Regions from separate parts of the Homo sapiens genome. Here region 2 is linked to region 1. Evidence: read pairs that join two places in POLR2A ChIA-PET (ENCODE). Cell type or tissue: GM12878. All regions are shown on one strand. Links, peaks and the distances in the headings refer to the core of each region. The heading gives the core; the rest is flanking DNA.

Evidence for each region. Peaks named below come from ENCODE experiments on the same cell type or tissue, not always from the same donor. Only the 100,000 strongest peaks of a DNase experiment are listed, where the experiment ranks them.
Region 2: POLR2A ChIA-PET joins it to region 1 with 6 read pairs; 6 of 35 experiments call an interaction of 5 or more read pairs at or near these places.

Annotation. Positions count from the first base shown.
Region 1 is chr11:66,113,361-66,118,280 of GRCh38, forward strand. All of the region lies in intron 1 of PACS1 (phosphofurin acidic cluster sorting protein 1), which reads left to right. Among named protein-coding and RNA genes, the nearest start is that of PACS1, 46 kb to the left of the region's middle. RefSeq lists an enhancer at 1-59. In GM12878, for the core only: no CTCF peak of the experiment used is centred there; a DNase peak (open chromatin) is centred at 2,411; H3K4me3 peaks cover 2,224 bases; H3K27ac peaks cover 3,683 bases.
Region 2 is chr11:66,309,587-66,314,046 of GRCh38, forward strand. No RefSeq gene overlaps it. Among named protein-coding and RNA genes, the nearest start is that of CD248, 5.2 kb to the right of the region's middle. RefSeq lists a silencer at 2,615-2,864. In GM12878, for the core only: a CTCF peak has its summit at 2,383; a DNase peak (open chromatin) is centred at 2,785; H3K4me3 peaks cover 1,538 bases; H3K27ac peaks cover 704 bases.

The DNA of each region.
Region 1 (4,920 bases), core at 520-4,519:
CATCCTTTGGGTCTCTTGTCCTCAATCTCTAGTTGGCAAAACATCTTTCTAATTGCAGGGTTATTGGTTATCTTCAGATATGCTATTGGAACTTACTTACCATCAAGGCTAGTTGGGTCTCCACCTCAAAGACTAAGTATCTCCAAACAGATACTTTTACAACGTAACAAGCAAGGAAAAAAAATGTTTGCAGCACATGTAGTTTGACAAGAAGACATAAGAGTATATTTTAAACTCTCAGTTCCTTTCGGTATGATGACTTGTATACTTTGATCAGACTTCCTCTTCAGAAGTTGTAGTCTTTATGTTTAGGATTCCTCCTGTTCCTGTTAATACAGCAGCTGAACTGAAAGCTGTATAGAGATTTGATGAATAGTTGACTGTCTCGTGATCAAACTCTTGCTCTGACATTAATATACTTTATTTAGTATCAAGTCTAATTTTCATCTTTTATTTTTCCTCCCTTTAGTTCACAGAATCACCCAGTCCTTTCTTCCTTTATTAATACATTATTTTGCAAGTGATATATGACCACAGCCTCATAAAGTACTCAAGCAAACACATAGGGTATGATGTGAAAGTGCCACTGAAGCTCTTTTGCATCTCTCCACCTCCCCAGACAAAAATACGATTAAGAGTTCGGCAGACATTCTTCCAGATCTTTTCCTAAGCATTGACATAGGACATGTGTACAGATACATAGACATTGTTTACGTAAGCAGAATCACTATGAGTTGTTCAGCTTGTTTTTTTTTCACATAAAAACGTATCTTGGGGGCTGGGTGCGGTGTCTCACGCCTGTAATCCCAGCACTTTGGGAGGCCGAGGCGGGCGGATCACAAGGTCAAGAGATCGAGACCATCCTGGCTAACACGGTGAAACCCCGTCTCTACTAAAAATACAAAAAATTAGCCGGGAGTAGTGGCGGACGCCTATAGTCACAGCTACTCGGGAGGCTGAGGCAGGGAAATGGCATGAACCCAGGAGGCAGAGGTTGCAGTGAGCTGAGATCCCACCACTGCACTCCAGCCTGGGCGACAGAGCAAGACTCCGCCTCAAAAAAAAAAAAAAAAGTACCTTGGGGATTTTTCTGTTTTTGTACTTACAGGCCTATCTCATACTTTTTAATGGCTGCTTAGTATGCCATAGAATAGAGAAAACACAGTTTATTTAACTAATCCTACTAAATGGACATTTATTTCTAATTTTCACTCTAATAGTCAAAAAATGAATTTAGAAAATGCAAATAATTTGTGTTTTTAGGGTCTTTCATTTCTTATTTAGTTATATAATTATTCTAGCTTTTAAAAAAGCTTATTAGGGTGGGAAGTGCCTCACTGATACTGTAATGTTAGAACTACACTGAAAACTTTGTTTCAGAAGAAAAAGTTGAATGTAAGTTCTCTGTGACTGCGGACTTCATTAGCATTGTGTCTTCAGGGCTTTCTTTTTAGGTATGATTATAAACCAAAAGCACTATAAGTGGTTACATAATTTTCTTACAGTTTGTATACCTCATTCAAAAGAAGCATACATCTCTAAGGATTAGAACTAGAACCATAAGCCAGGTGTGGTGGCTCACACTTGTAATCCCAGCACTTTAGTAGGCTGAGGTGGGAGGATCATTTGCACCCAGGAGTCAGAGACCAGCCTGGGTAACATAGGGAGACCCCATCTCTACAAAAAAAAAATACAAAAATTAGCCGGGCATGCTGGCTCATGGCTGTGGTCCCAGCTACTTGGGAGGCTGCGGTGGGAGGATTGCTTGAGCCTGGGAGGTCAAGGCTGCAGTGAGCTGTGATTGTGCCACTGCACTCCAGCCCAGGTAATAGAGCGAGACCCTATCTCAAAAAAAAAAAAAAAAAAAAACTAGAACAGTGACCTTTGGTTGTAACATGATCAGCAGTTGGTTATAATGAGTGCTTTAAATTAATGTTTTCCCATGGAGCTGGAGCCAAGCATTTGTGAAAAATGTTTTTTCTCTCTCCCTTTTTCAGTTTGAAATCCTGCTAATACACTAATTTCTGTGGAACTTTCTACCAGCCTCTACTGGTGACCAGCAGTTGCTGGTTTATTAGCACTCAAAATATTTAAAACAAGCAAGAAACCTGTCTTTCCATCTCCTTGCCCTGTATATGGAGATGCACAAATATGGAAAATTCTGATGTTTAAGCAGAATTAGTTATATTTCAGGTAGATGGATTTGAATCTTTCAAAACCCCACATGAGGTAAGTATATTTCTTCAGCCCTGCTTTTCAGCAAATAGTGGGACTGCAGAGCAGGCTGACATTTGTCTTAGCTACCCAAGAAGGACCAAAATTGCCTTCCTGTTAGGTTTTGCCTGCATGTTTAGTTATGAGACAGCCTGAGACCCTGTTTTTCTTTCGTATTAGCTGACCTCGGTATTAACCTCACCTTCCCTCCTCCCCTTCTTTTTTTGGTTTCTGGTTTTCCTTTTCAATTTGTTACAAGTACGCTTAAAGCACGAAGGCGTTGCAGTTGTTAGAGATTATTTTGTTCTCTGGCGGTTTCAGTTATCTTGACTTTAAGCTTTCTTCCTCTTAGACAAATAATATAGGCAGCTGTCATATCTGAGGGTTTTAAATTCTTGTTAACCTTTTAACTTATTGTGATTAAGATGAATTTGAAAAGAAAGCCATTTCCTCTATTTAAGAATTGCCTTGGCAAGAAGTTGGAAATCCTAGAACCTTGTTGCAAAGGAATGTGTCGCTATTTGTTATGAATGAGTCTGGTTGGGTCCAGTGAAACCTTCCTATTGCTAATGTGCAATTAGGTATCTTCAGTGAGGGAGAGACTGTCCTCTAAGCAAAGCAGCTAAAGCTCCAGGGGCAAAGGGCAGAGCGAATAAGCAGGGGCCTGGGTCATCTATTTTGTTCTCTGGCCTGAAAGCATTTGACTGCTCATCTCACATCCCTTCTTTGCCCTCAGTCGTTAGATATTAGGTCTACTGTGGTTGAATGAGACTGTCTACAAAAGGGTTCCAGTGCTCACCAAAAGCTGTTTGTAAATACGAAGTATTACATATTATCTTTCCTAAGGTTGTGAGAACCTAGAAGAACTGCCTTTGATTAATGCTAGAAAACAGCTCTTATGAGACATAAAGTTCATTTAATAATCCCACAAATGCTTACGAGCAACTATTCTATACCAGGCAGTTTTCTAGCTTTTTGGAAATAGAGTGGTGAACAAAATAGATGAACATCTCTGCCTTCATAGAACTTAGATTCTAGCTGGGCACAGTGGCTCACGCCTGTAATCCCAGCACTTTGGCTGAGGCAGGTGGATTACTTGAGCTCAGGAGTTCAAGACCAGCCTGGGCAACATGTTGAAATCACATCTCTACCAAAAATACAAGATATTAGCCAGGCGTGGTGGTGTGTGTCTGTGGTCCCAGCTACTCATAAGACTGGGGTGAGAGGATCACTTGAGCCTGGGAGGTGGAGTTTGCAGTGAGCTAAGATCGTGCAACTGCACTCCAGCCTGGGTGACCAAGTGAGACTCCATCTCAAAAACAAAAAAAAAAACAACTCAGATTCTAGTTGGGGAGACATATACTAAATAAGATAACACAAATAAAGGGCAGTATATAGTGAATTCAGTAGGGACAAATGCTGGGTAGAAAAAACTAAGCAGGGGAAGAAGACAGGAAGTGTCAGGAGTAGTACTGTGGCTTTATTATTATAAATTGTTTCCTTTTAAAAACGATGTGTATTATGCATTAAAGCATTGCTCTGAGAAGGGGTCCTCTGACTTCTCCAGACTGCCAAAGGGACCCTGGCATTGAAAGGGTTAAGGAGGCTGGGCGCAGTGGTTCACACCTGTAATCCCAGCACTTTGGGAGGCCTAGGTGGATAGATCACTTGAGGTCAGGAGTTTGAAGCCAGCCTAGCCAACATGGTGAAATCGTGTCTCTCCTAAAAATACAAACATTAGCTGGGCATGGTGGCGGGCACCTGTAATCCCAGCTACTCAGGAGGCTGAGTCAAGAGAATCGCTTGAACCCAGGAGGAGAGGTTGCAGTGAGCCGAGATCGCACCACTGCACTCTAGACTGGGCAATAAGAGGAAAACTCCATCTCAAAAAAAAAAAAAAGAGAGAAAAGAAAGAAAAAGAAAAGGTTAAGGACCCCTCATTAGAGTTACAAGACCAGCCCTCAACATGTGATTAAAAGATGTTTGTTATGGCCGGGCGTGGTGGCCCATGCCTGTAATCCCAGCACTTTGGGAGGCCGAGGCAGGCGGATCACCTGAGGTCGGGAGTTCGCGACCAGCCTGACCAACATGGAGAAACCCCATCTCTACTAAAAATACAAAATTAGCTGGGCATAGTGGCGCATGCCTGTAATTCCAGCTACTTGGGAGGCTGAGGCAGGAGAATTGCTTGAACCCAGGAGGTGAGGTTGCAGTGAGCCGAGATTGCGCCATTGCACTCCAGCCTGGGCAACAAGAGTGAAATGCCATCTCAAAAAAAAAGAAAAAAAAAAGATGTTTGTTTCCTCTTTGATGCTTTATGTGATAATGATGCGGTAGACTTTCCACATATCTCCCTATTATATCTGGTAATTGTGGCTTTAAATTATTTGAAGCTGTCATTCACTTTTGAGACTAGTGTTTGTAGGATGTTTTTTCCATTTGTGTTCTGTAGAACCCCAGGGTACCCTGAAGCCTTTTTGGCACATGTGGGGGTCATTTTAAACGTATGTTTGGATTATTCATCTACGTTAGTCTAAACAAGTAATCAGATGCCTGGCTTTGAGGTAGGTATAAGTAAAGAGAATAGACTAAGGGGTTGGTGCATATTTATGGAACATAAACAGCATAGATGGTTAACAGATGCTACACACAGGTGAACCACTGATTTAACCTGTTATGTGTATGCCATTGAGCCACTATCAAGAC
Region 2 (4,460 bases), core at 461-4,460, 200 kb after region 1:
CGAAGCCTCTACCTCAGGGATGTGGTGGGCTTCAGACGTCAGTTTCTGCTGATTCAGCTCTCCCCGTGATCAGTTTCTGGACTCTGTCTTCAGGGATCCCCAGAGCCAGCTAAAGCAGATGGTGTCTTTGATAGCAGCTTCCTGCACCATCCTGAAGATACTCATAGGCTTCAAGCAGGAAACCTTAGTTTTCCTCATATAGAATCCTTCCTCCTCTATAGTATCTCTGCTTTTCAAATGAGGAGGCAAACATAGAGCAATAAAGGAATGTCCCTGAGCTCCCCCAGCCATTAAGCAGTGGAGCTGGCATGCAAACAAGGCTGATGCAGAGTGCTAGCTCTTACCACTGTGCTAGTTGGCCTCCCAGAAAAATCACTGGACTCACTGAAACCAGGCTAACACATGAGCCAACAGATGCCCCAAGGCCGCACCTCGCCTGGGCACATGGTCCAGATCCCACGATCCCAGCAAATGCTTTATTTACCAGCATCACCTGCCAAAGCCACAGACGACAAACTCTCCTTGGGGGAAGAAGGCTTCAATCTCTCTGGTCAATCTCAGTGCCGTCAGCCTCTCTGAGAGTCTGCGTCTTGCAGCCTCACCCTTAAAAGTGAGTTTCCCAGGGTGTGGGCATTTTCTTTTCTTTTCTTTTTTTAAACAGAGTTTCACTCGTCACCCAGGCTGGAGTGCAGCTCACTGCAACCTCCACCTTCTGGGTTCAAGCGATTCTCCTGCCTCAGCCTCCTGAGTAGCTGGGATTACAGGTACCCTCACCATGCCTGGCTAATTTTTGTATTTTTAGTAGAGACATGGTTTCGCCATGTTGGCCAGGCTGGCCTCGAACTCCTGACCTTAAGTCATTCCCCACGCCTCAGCCTCCCGAAGTGCTGGGATTACAGGCGTGAGTCACCGCGTCTGGCCAGGTGTGGGCATTTTCTGATTAGAGACTTGGCTATCACATATGGACTGGCTTTGCTGTAGGGGGTAAAGATCACAGGATCTGCCTGGGTTCAAACCCCCACTTACTAGTTGGTCAACTAGGGCAGATGGCTTAATGCAGTTAGGCAAGTGCCTTCAGCTTCCTACTCTGTAAATTGTGGTAAGAACGGCACTTACTTCTTGGAGGTTGTTATGAATCTTACATGGATTAAGCCAAGTAAAGCCCTTAAAAAAGGACCGGGCATGTAAGAAGTGCTTCAAGGCTGGGCATGGTGGCTCATGCCTGTAATCCCAGCACTTCGGGAGGCTGAGGTGGGTGGATCACCTGAGGCGAAGAGTTCGAAACCAGCCTGACCAACATAGTGAAACCCCGTCTGTATTAAAAATACAAAAATTAGCCGGGCGTGGTTGTGGGTGCCTGTAATCCCAGCTACTTGGGAGGCTGCGGCAGGAGAATCGCTTGAACCTGGGAGGCGGAGGTTGCAGTGAGCCGAGATGGCGCTATTGCACTCCAGCCTGAGCAACAAGAGAGAAACTCCGTCTCGAAAAAACAAAAACAAAAACAAAAAACAAAAACAAAAACAAAACAGAAGTGCTTCAAGCATTCACTATTATTATCGTCAGTATTTAGCGCTAAACCCTATTTACATTTGTAATGGCTAGTGCACGAGCATTGGAACCTGGTCTGGAAAGTATCCCTCTCCCCAGGCCTGATTTGCCCGGAGGTGGGTAAGGGCAAGGTTGGCAGCTAAGGCAGGAAGCAAAGGGCCCAACTGGAGCTCAGTGGTGTCAACTCCCTTCCTCCTCAAGGGTTGCTCCCTGTCTGTCCCACTAATGTTTGAAAAATATTTTACTGGGTTCCTAGCCCTGAACTTCAGCGTCTCCTGCCCTCCAGGCTGTTATTTTCAGAGGTAGAGATGAGAGCTGAGATAGGGTCTCCCTTGAGACACTGTCCCTAAAAACTACGACCTTCAGCTCCTAATTGAGGGCTTCCCCGCCCAAACCCACCCCTTCGCAACACAGCCCCCAGGGAAGGTGTCTAGCCTTTGGAGCACTAGGTGGGGGCGGGGGAAACCTGGTCCTAGGAATTCTAGGCCGCCAGATGAGAGGCGATGCTTTCGCCCTCCAGGCGAAAGGATTTGTCGGGGAGAGACAGCAAGAGTTCGACCAGCCAGCCACTTTAGAGATTGTCAGGGGCGCTCAGCTCATAGGGTGGCTCGAGGGCCAGTGCGAAGCTCCCTTAGGGACGAATTTCCACATACGACGAAAGGCATCTGCGAAAGGATGGGCTGTCCCGTGGGGGGAGTCGGCAGATATTTAAGTAACACTAACATTTAACGAATTAAGCAGCTATTTCTATTTACTGAGCAATTAGTACGCTTTGAGAGAGAGGCCCTACCGAGGCCTCGCGGTGGCTGTAAGTCCGTGGGGCCGAGGCCAGGTGGCGCCAAAGGCCCATCGACGCCATCTGCCCGGCTGTCCGGGCCCAGTCTCCGGGCTCGCCCAGAGAACCCGAAATCTGGACAAACGGAAACCGTAGGTGGAGGAAGAAGAGGGCTCCAGGGCCAGGTTCAAGGGCATCGTGGTGAGAGATGAGGGGTTCGGAGGACTGGTGGATCTGGGCATATCGCGAAGGTGGTAAGGGACCCAGGGGTGGAGTGGGCGGTGCTTGCGCCAAGAGGGTGAGCCTGAGTGTGGGCGGGGCGTGCGATAAGAGGCTCGCTCGGTAGCGCTCTTCGCAGAGCCGTATTTGTGCGCTACGCCGCAGCCAGGGCGCTCTGGGTGGGCGGGACTCCAGGGCCCCCAGGGGCGTGGCTTGCATCTTTCGTGGGCGGCCCCGGGGGCGGGGCTCCGTGTAGGTGAACCGCTACCTCCGCTCGATGTGTGAGGTGTGACAGTCCTACGAGGGCGCAGTTCTTCCACTTTTGTGAGCTTGAGAGGGGGCGGAGCTTGTAGCTGGGGACGGAGCCTGAAGAGGAGGTTGAGGGGAACTTCACACGTTTCCCTGGAGGGCGGAGTTTACATCATCCCCCAACAGAGTTAAGACCTCTGAGGGATTCCCTGCAGTGTCCAGGGCTCTGTGAGGCGAAGCTTGCAGTTGTGTTGGGCGGGGCCTGTAGCGCCGCGTGAAGAGAATGTGTAAACTCGGGGCGAAGTTCATACCTCCTAGAAGCCGAGACTAATAGTTCCGCCAATCTGCGCGCGCCGAGCGGAGGAGGTGGGGCTTGTAGGTTGTGGGCGGGGGACTGGGCGGGGCCAAGAGGGCAGGGGGCGGGCACAATCGCTGCTGGAATCTTTGAGTTGGCAGGGGCGGGGCTTGTGGCTTTGTGGGCGGGGCCTCTGGAGAGCTCCCGGGGGCTCTCTTCTGTTCTGCAGCGAGTAGGCGTGGCTCGTAGCTCCCAGGTCCGGGCTGATACCGCTGGAGTATGCAGTTCGCCGCCGCGCCCGAATGAGGCGGGGCCTGCGAGTAAGTGGGCTGAGCCCGGGCTGGGCGCAGGCCGGGGCTCTGCCCTGGGAGGCCGTCTGTTTAGGCCCGCACGCAGCTCCGCATCTGGTGCTCATTACCAGATGACAAAGAGCCGGCTCTGGGCCCCCTTCCCCACTCCCATCCCCCGCCTCCGACTGCAGTGTATTTAACTGTTTCCTGCCCTCGAGGCGCTCTAGATCCCTACCCGAGGTCACGGAGGGGACTCCAGACCATCCCGTCTCTGCAGGCCTTGTCGCTCCCCAGGCTTCCTCACCTCCTTCCCAGACTCAGCCGTCTGGGCCGCCTCGCAACCCTCATTGGCATCCAGCAAACCTGCCCGACGGCGTCTCCGAGGTTAAAGCTGTGCAGGATCTGGCGGGGACGTCTGGTTTGAGTTAGGGGAACGTGAGAGCGGGGACCGGGGGCGGTGCGTAGCGTTCCCTCCGCCCCCTCCGCGACCCCCTGGTTCATCCCCAGCTCCGGCCCCTCCTTTCCTGGTTCCCTGGGGCCCAGCTCAGCCTTCCAGCTCAGGTCCAGGCCCGAAGGGGGCGCTGGGCCACTCCTCCTCGCCTGCCCGGGTGGTCGTGGCGGCTCTGCCCCGTCCTAATTAGAGGCCCCCAAGAGGCTGTAACTGAAAAATTACAGAGGCGGTGGGAACTGGCGCCTCCCCTCCCCAGGTCTCACCCCCGCCCCCCAAGGCAGTGAGCACGAAATGAGGGAGGTCACTCCCACCAGGCTGTGATCTTTGACCAGGCCCTCCAGTTCCTGGGACACTTCAGTCCTGAGCAGCCGGAGCCCTCGCTCAAGCTCAGGTCTGCTGAGCTCTGTCTGTCCCCCACCACCCCCAGCCAACATGGACAAGAGCAACGTGCGGCCCTGGCAAAAGGAGGCCTTGCTCCTGCGGCTGTCCAAGCAGTTAGCATGGGATCTCTCCCAGGTTCCCGGCCTTTCCCATCCCAGCCTCCTCCCCGGAGCAAGCGGAGGAATGCCTCCAAGAGCACCCACAAACCAGGGGTTGGCAGTCCCCTTGAGTTACCCTGAGCCCCAGCCCCCA